Linked DNA regions of Mus musculus: region 2 is linked to region 1. A link is a loop called in an ENCODE intact Hi-C map of the cell type or tissue named here. Cell type or tissue: left cerebral cortex. All regions are shown on one strand. Links, peaks and the distances in the headings refer to the core of each region. The heading gives the core; the rest is flanking DNA. Region 1 overlaps Agmo (alkylglycerol monooxygenase). Region 2 has its middle 23 kb from the start of Gm29007.

Region 1 (4,412 bases), core at 122-4,121:
ACTCCCCAGGCTGATTTTTTATGATTAAGTTATATCTTCAATTTTAAGAAAACTTTTGTAGTTACATTTTAATACATAGTGATATCAAAAGGGAAAGGCAAATTAGCCAGAGTTTTGTGGATTTCATTCCTGTTGAATGAAATGCATACTTGGCTAGATTATATTGCCTCAGAGGAAAATGATTCTTCAACAGTGTTTTCATTTCTCATATTCCTAAGCCTCCTTAAACTATTGAAGCAATTACATCATCTAACGTAGAACACTCAGGATTCACTACTCACAAATGCAGAAAAAAAAAACTGTTTTATTATGTTCAGTGTCTAGTTTATATAACCCTGTATCTTTAAATAATCTATATTTGTAAATGTAAGAGAAAAAAGAGCAAAAATACCTTCTTACTCATATTTTTAGCTTCATATAGCATGCCTTGTTGTTAAGTTGACTAAATTCCATCCTTGAACAGCTTGCTAAGTGTTAAGTAATTTGACTGTGCAAAATTATTTGTGTTTGTTTTTTTCCAGGAAATAATGTAACTCACTGGAACAAAAGTTTTGATTCACTTTTGTTGTTTTCTTTCTTTAGATTTTCTTTTCGGTTTGCATTGCTTTCTGGGGCGTAAGAAGCATAACACAACTCACCTCTGGCTCTTGGAAAAAGCCTTAATGCATACAGATCCACCGGTCCTGTCAGTTCTCCGTCCTGCATCACCATAGTACATCATCACAGAGAAAGAGTGGTATCTTACATGGTACCTACAAGAGCAACTTAGTTAATGAAAAATGAAAACATTTCTTTACCTATGCTGTTCACATTTGTTTTTCTGTTGAAATTACTATGAATTATTATTTTTATTTTGCTCTCACTAAAACCTATCCATATCCATTGAGGCTATATTCATTTCTCTCTGTGGCAATGAATAAGGAAAGGAAACAGGGGCATAAATTTGTTTAAAGAGTGAAAATTATGTTTGTCTTCTTGGTTTGATAGCTGATCCTTTAACATTTTTTAAAAGTATATACATAGATACATCTCTGTTGTATTTAAAATATATTGTTGTGTGTGTGAACCTGCATTTGCCTCTGCAAATCAGTCATCTATAGTGGGGCGTTACATAAACACACACCAACTATGTGAAAAAATATTAGAATGGAAAGAATCAATCTGTTCAACAGGTTCATCTGCAGTACATATTTCTACAATGTTGGGTTAGCATGTTGCAATTACATAAGGAGGACATCACAATTCATGCTGTTTCAAATACTGATAAAAATTATCTCAAAGAACTGACAAAGCTGGTATGCTTACACTGTTTAATAAGATATTAAAAGTGTTTTAAAATTATTGGTTATTTTATTTATTTACTATTCAGATGTTATATCCCCCTTCCCAGGTTTCCCCTCCTCAAACCCACTATCCCATCTCCCCTCTCCCTGCTTCTATGAGGGTGCTCCCCCGCCCCAACCAATCCTGCCTCACTGACCTGGCATTCCCCTATGTTGGGGCTTTGAGCCTTCAAAAGACCAAGAGCCTCCACTCCTATTGATGCCAGATTGAAGTCTTCTATATGTTTCTTTTGGAGAGAACTGACAGAGCTAAGAACTGAGCTCAGAAAAGGATTGAAAAAGTCTTTAAAAAAATAAGAATTGTTCTTTTCTGGCAATATTTATTGGACAATTTCAAGCGACAATTTTTGCAGTCCAAGTTAAAAGTGCTAATCTAAATTAATGACTTTCATTACTCTCAATTTATAGGCATCACTGAATTAAGGAGACTAAATGGTTGCTTCATTATACGTATTTCACTTAAGACTGCAAGGAAGAAACCTAGGAAGCTGTCCGAGAATAAGGCTGCAGGTGCTCGTGCACCCATGAGACCGGGTTAAAGTGTGTTTACTTTTCAAGCTGGAACAGCAGAGGAAGATTACCTTTGCATGATGAAAATATTAATTATATCTCAAGCATCAGAAGTGGGTTTGGCTTTGCTCCATTCATGTTTTTATACTTCTTAATTAAACACAGGAGTCACGCTGTTTCTGAAGTCCGGTGTAAATATTAATGCCGGTTGCAGTGCCTCACTTAACGGGCATGGCTGGCCTTCACAGGTATAAAGCTACCTTAAGGCAGGGAGCCCTCTGCTGGTATAAAATTATTCATGTACCATCAAAGTTCTTGAGCTGCATAGTATACATTGTAAAGAATCTCTATGCTATAGGTCGCATCATTAAATTACGGGAAGAAAAGAGTATTTTTATAGATTCTTTAATTTTTAATTAGCATGTCGAAATAGTTTTACGATGGAGAAAGAGACAGACAGACACACACAAACCCACGCTCATACTGAGAGAGAGAGGGGGGAGAGGTAGTTTAAAATGACTATAGCGATGAAAATAATTCATGTGCAACAGCATCCTTTGAAGAAACTCAAATGTATAACTCATGTTTTTTCATTATAATTTGGCTCATTTTATTTTTAGAAATACAGCTACTTTCAAGTTATAAATTTCCAAGCCTTTGAATATGGATATGGTTCCCAGATAGGTGATGTGCCCAGAGCTTCTCTGCATTAGATAGGACTTTTATTCACCTTCACCCTTGCTAATTTTCCAGGCCTACTTTCTCTGGCAAACACTAATGCATGGTGACAGGTCATGAAACTCTTAGTAATATCATAAATTGATCTTGAATGATTCCATGTAATTTATGCTGGCTCTTGACTGGAAGGACTTTAATTGTCCTTATTTCTCTCCCTCAAGAGAATAACACCAGAAATAGGGCTTGTCCATTACTCATTTTTGATGGAGAGATGTACTCTGCTTTTGCAATAATTACGAAGTCACTCAGTCCTGCTTATGTACCTAAAGAACTACAATAGCCATGTGTTTGTAGGGCAGAACTCCATTAGCAGTAGTTACTGGAACCTCTAAATGATTGCAGAAGCAAGTACTATGAAACCATTTTGCAGAAATCTGAAGAAGGTTAAATCAGTTACCCAATACCGCCATGGAACACACTAGGTGTCTCCTCTTCTTCTCCTTTTTTTTTTTTTTTTTGTTAATTCTCTGAATTCTAACAGCAAAGACTATGACACTTCTTCATGTCCTGTTACAAGATATTCAGAGAAAAACTCAACAATTACAGGCTCAGGAGTTCAGGAGCAGAGTATGTCATCACTCTCCAATTTGATGTTCCCACTTCAAAAAGATTAAAGGAGAATTCTGTGTAATAGTTGAGAAGGTTTATGTGTCCTGGGCTTTTAAACCTTGTACGATTGATGTCCTAATTAGCTTTCTTTTTCTGTGACAAAAAGCATTACCTAAAGCAACTTGGGGAGAAAAGGATTTACTTCATCTTACACTTCAGGGAACAGTCCATCACTGAGGGGAGGCAAGGTTGGAGCTGAAGCAAAAATCTGGCACAACAGTGTTTACCGGCTTGCTCTTCATGGCTCATCCAGCCTGCTTTGTTATGCAATAGAGTATGGGGTGCTAATTGGTAGCACTAAACACAGTGGACTGGGCCATCCTATATCAATTATCAGTCAAGAAAATCTCACAGCCCATACACTACAGGTAATCTGATAGAGACAATTCTTAACTTTGGCTCTTCGATCCAGGTGACCATGGCATGTATTATCCTGACACAAAAATATAACCAGGCCAATTGGTAGTGTACTATTATGCATTAGCTTGTTAGAGACATAAATAAATAAGTAAATAAGTAAATAAATAAATAAATAAATAAATTCACCCCTGTTCTTAGTCTGTTTTTTTTTTTTTTTTGCTAGAATTTTCCATTTGTTTCCCCTGCCATTAGTTAACTTATGATCATATTTGTTTAACCTCAACTAATTTTCAAAGGGCCATGCTATTTTGGGTATGTGATTCTGTAACTGTATTCAGAAACTCAACTAGCCAGTAAACTTAATGAACTCTCCTAATATCTGGGATTCCTAGCTTTTATTACTATTCATCAGTTTTCAAAATCTCCGTCTATTTTAACATATAATTTAACTGCTCAGTGAGGAAACTACAATAGAAATACTGATTCCTTAACATATAGTAAATAGTTTGGTCTAAAGTTAAGCAATCTACTAATGAAAACAGCAGTAACCAGACTCCATCTCTTTTTTTTCCACTACTCCCTATTTTCTGAAAAACACACATATAAGCCGAAAAAACACAGAGCACCTTAGCTTCCATAATCGTAAAGCACTGTTTATGTTAGGATTCTCAGCATCTCTCTGGGAGCAAAGGCTTCATATAAGCTTGCCTCTGAGGAAAGAGTCTGACAACATTGTATTCATGGTCAGAATACATATTTCCAAATCTCATCCTGCCCTCTCTTCTTTTCAATAGCATAGCAATGTAGTCTCTTTTCTCACCAAAGACAAAATCAAAAAGTTTACTCTCAAAG
Region 2 (4,412 bases), core at 135-4,134, 500 kb before region 1:
TAACTTTCCTGCCTTCCTCTTTCTGGCACTAACCTGCTCTTGGTCAGAATGGAGATATAATGAGAAATGGGAAAAGCACAGAGATTACATGAACATTCAAATGAGGCAGTTCAGCCCAAGGTAGATGAAGCAAAAATTATGACTAAAGCTACAAACAAACAAAGCAAACAAAGTAATGTAATGTAATGTAAAGTAATGTAATGTAATGTAAGTTGAGTTTGCATTTGTATATGTGTGTGTATGTGTATGTGTGTTTGTCTCTCTGAGTGTGACCATGTGTGGATGTGTACTCATGCTCGTGTGTGTGTGTGTGTGTGTGTGTGTGTGTGTGTGTGTGTGTATGTTTGTCTGTCTGTACCTGTGTGTGCATGTATACTCATGCTCATGTGTGTCTGTGTATGTGTGCATGTTTTTGTGTGTGCCTGTGTGTGCTTATGTACTCATGCTCATATGTGGGTATGTGTCTGTGTGTGTACACATACTCATACTCATGTGTGAGTGTGGTAGGGGTATTTTAATAATTACCAGATACTTGCATGAAGGTGATAGAATGTTATCAAAAAAAAAAAAAAAAAAAAAAAAGGAGATGGGCTGGAAATCCCCTGTGTTACCATTTCCAATGAGGAAGAGACTTTCTAAATCACAAGCTGGGAAAGAAAATTTAATTCCTACTATATCAATTGAATAAATATATATATAGAATTATCTCTCGCTCTCTTTATTGCTTGTTGATTGATTGAAAAGGCTGGTTTTTTTTTCTGTCATCAGGTACTGTAGATATTTTATGAAAATATTAAATGAGTTAAAAATGCACAGAGAAGAATAAATAAGTAAGAAAAATAGAAAAGTGGAAGTCAGAGCAGCTGTAGTGAAGTGGAATGGAGTGAACAAGAGAGAGAGCAAGGGAGCCATGGAATATTGGTCTATGTCAGCCCCAGCAAGGAGGCCCAACCTTAGGATTTTTTTTTAAGTATACATACTTCCAAGAAAATTGTAACAAATTGGCACAAAAATTGTAACACATGTCAGCACAAAATACCATGTATATGTGTGTATGCACACATATGCAAACAACAATCAAACATACTAACTTGAAAATGGTTTTATGGGACAAAGTTAAATTTTAATGTTTTTAAATAACCTCTTGTATTCCCATAATTTTATCTGTATCTCTCTTTCTAAATTCTGTGCTGACTTTAGTACAAGAAATGTGATAAATTAATACTTCTAGGGAGATTCAGAATTACAGATCCCAGGTGTGTACTTGAAGTGAGGATATTTTATCTTTTCAGTTATTAGTTTTGAGACTTTTGTGGAGGTATAAAATGTTTAGGTTTTATTTCCCTGCTCCAACAACTTTTAGATCCAGCCCACTTCTCTACCCATCCAATTTCATGTTTTTTTTTTCAACTCTCTCACTTTATTTTTTTAAATTTTTTTATTGGTTATTTTATTTATTTACATTTCAGATGTTATCCCCCTTCCTGGTTTCTCTTCCACAGCCCTCCTATCCCATCCCCTCCCCCCTGCTTATATGAGGGTGCAACCCCACCCACTCAGTCCCCTCCAGCCTCTCACCCTAGCATTCCCCTATGCTGGAGCATCAAACCTTCACAGGACCAAGGGCCTCCCCTAACCCTTGAAGACCAATTTATACTTACCTCTCACAGATGTATATGCAATCTTTCCTGAGAACACAGTTACCTTACCAGGGGTTAGGACCTAAGAGTCTTTCTCTCCATTACCTAACAATTGTGTCTCCATGCTGAGATCTGGTTTGGCTTAGGCTTGCACACTCTTGTCCATGCTATTGCAACCACTGTAAATTCCTACTTTCAACTGGCCCTGCTTTGTCCAGGGGATAGTGGTTTTTCGCTGTCATCTACCAACTCTAGCCATTAATGTTTTTTCAGAATCTCTTCTGCGATGGTCCCTTAGCTTGGACATTGGGGTGCAGCTTATATATTTCCTTTAGCGTGTAAATTCTGAAGTCTCTGATTCTCTGCATTTTTGCTAGTTGTGGAACTCTGAGTTAATCCCTTTCCACTGAAAATTCTCAGATGCGGGTTGAGAGATGCATTGATGTGATAGCTGTATGTGGAAAGGCACACCAATTCTATTTTCAGTAACGTGAAGTTCTATAACCATATGTATCTCTAGTCCTGTGCTTTTAAAGAAAATTCAAAATCTGTTGCTACGATAAATGCCTGTTGGATAGATGAATGGGCAACTTCTATTCACCAGGAGACACAATATAACACATTGATGTTAAATTAATGAATAAATGAGCTAGTTGAATTATGAATGGATATTCCCAAAGAGTTCCTATAAATAAATCTGAAAAATCTTCCTTTAACACATTAAAAAAAATACAACTCATAAAGGTTTGAAAAATAATGTTATGTTTTTTCTTCTCCTAATGGTGAATTTTATGATAGTAAAATTTATATTAATAATCCTCAACATGCAATATTCTAGGAACTATTCCACTTTAAGTCTTTAAAAGTCCCTGTGCTGCTGGAAGAACTGTGAACTATTGCAGTTGATTTTCTTGTAGCAGTTCAGTATGAATGGTCTTTTTCTAAGTGGTGTCTCCATCACATGGATTGAATTTTAAACTATTTTTTCTATGGCCAATCAGACATTATAAAATAGTTATGCTACTGACTTGGTATATGTTCAATGTCAAGCCGCGTTTTTCCATTGACAGCTTGAGAAGGCTGTAAAACCATTAAAACTTAAACTTGTGGTTCAAAGGGAGTTTCAGCACTTAGGCTGCTTTTAATTTTCTTTCCTTAGTGAACACCTGCCCTTCCTTGAGTATTAAATCCAATGTGTAACTGGTTGGATTTTGTTGGTACTCCAGGTAAAAGTGGGAAAATATTAACTATTTGAACAGAGGAAAACAGGAGGGAACTATTTTACCGTTATATTTTACATACTTATAAACATCAACATGTAAAACAGTATCCATTAAAATAATCTGCATCTAATTTCCTAAAGTAATCAATTATTACTTTAAAATGACTGGTAGCACTGAATCTAGCATTAGTGATTATAGAGTAGACTTTTGATATTAATGGCTAATTTCTGAGCACCAGACGGAACACTGATTCTGCTAAGACCCAGCATTACTTTTTTTTTTTTTTTTTTTTGCTTTTGGACATAGCAGTACATACAACACTTGAACAAACAACTGTTTTATTAAAATATAGGTTGGGACTCACCCATTTCTTTTCATCAATTAATTTTTGAGCGCCGAGTTAGCATCAGTTACTCTTAGGCACTTGGCCAACCCAAGCAGAAAATCTTATCTTCGGGAACACAAAGATTACTAGAGGAGAACAAATGCATTTGTAGGTTCAATCAGATATACAGCGTGAATATGTGTAGAAACAGTCTCAGGAGGAAAGGGATAGTAGTCTAATCACTCTCTCCATGCAGACTATTCCCACAAGATTTGTAATATAATGAGAACAGTTTTGGAACACTGCATTCTGATTATATTTACTTCTTAGTTCCTCCTAGTCACCCCCACCAACTCTTCCACATCAATCCATTTTTCCTCTACATCCTTTATTTACAATGGCCATCCCTTAGTATTCATGTCATTATTGTATGCATGAGTCGGTCTTGCAGTGCAGGTCAGCACTGGACCTCACGGGATTCACAGTTGGATAGATTACTGATTGTCTTTCACAGCAACCTGCACAGTGTTCTCTGGACCTATGGATGCTAGCCAGCAGTGGGGAAGCCTTTTTGTCAGTATGAACTTGATTTTTTTGTTTGTCTTATAAACAAAGTAAGCTGTTTTGTGGTCAACCATGAACAATGATATCAGGCTGTATTGATTTGGGATCTTTGCAAAACTTCTGACAAATTCAAGGGGAGGTCTTCTATACCTGGAAAAGGACTTTTTATTTGATAATCTACACCTTTTGGGAAAAGTATTATCACAGGTGTATGGTAACCCCAATTAAACTCTTTGAAATTATATATATTATTATTTGAAATTATATATTATATTATAACATATAGTATAATATATAATCTTACATCTATGCATCTGTGTATCTGTGTATCTATCTATCTATCTATCTATCTATCTATCTATCTATCTATCTATTGATCTATCATCTATCTACCTATATATCTATCCTCTGTCTATGTGATGTATATACATTATTATATATAAATTATAAAATAGTTGATTTCCATGTGGCTTTTTCAAACCTCCTTATTTATCCCTCCCCCACATTCTCTTTCTCCTTCAGATGAATAAAACTTCCCTTTGTATTATTTCCTTTTATATCATCATAGAATTTTATTTTTTAACTTCCTCCTTGACTCTCCTTTTATAATGGATGTTTTTAGCTCAACTTCTGACATGAACCTTTTGCTGTTTCCACACA

The links. Hi-C counts contacts between places; a loop is a spot of excess contacts. Peaks named below come from ENCODE experiments on the same cell type or tissue, not always from the same donor. Only the 100,000 strongest peaks of a DNase experiment are listed, where the experiment ranks them.
Region 2: a loop joins it to region 1, with 2.1 times the contacts of the local background. A loop is called at or near these places in 2 of 42 quality-filtered maps.

Annotation. Positions count from the first base shown.
Region 1 is chr12:37,580,862-37,585,273 of GRCm38, forward strand. It overlaps Agmo (alkylglycerol monooxygenase), which reads left to right. Exons shown (of 13, transcript NM_178767.5): 13 at 583-1,071. The coding sequence ends at 663. Among named protein-coding and RNA genes, the nearest start is that of Gm34408, 110 kb to the left of the region's middle. In left cerebral cortex, for the core only: a CTCF peak has its summit at 2,138 (motif pointing left); a DNase peak (open chromatin) is centred at 2,186.
Region 2 is chr12:37,081,310-37,085,721 of GRCm38, forward strand. No RefSeq gene overlaps it. Among named protein-coding and RNA genes, the nearest start is that of Gm29007, 23 kb to the right of the region's middle. In left cerebral cortex, for the core only: no CTCF peak of the experiment used is centred there; a DNase peak (open chromatin) is centred at 2,038.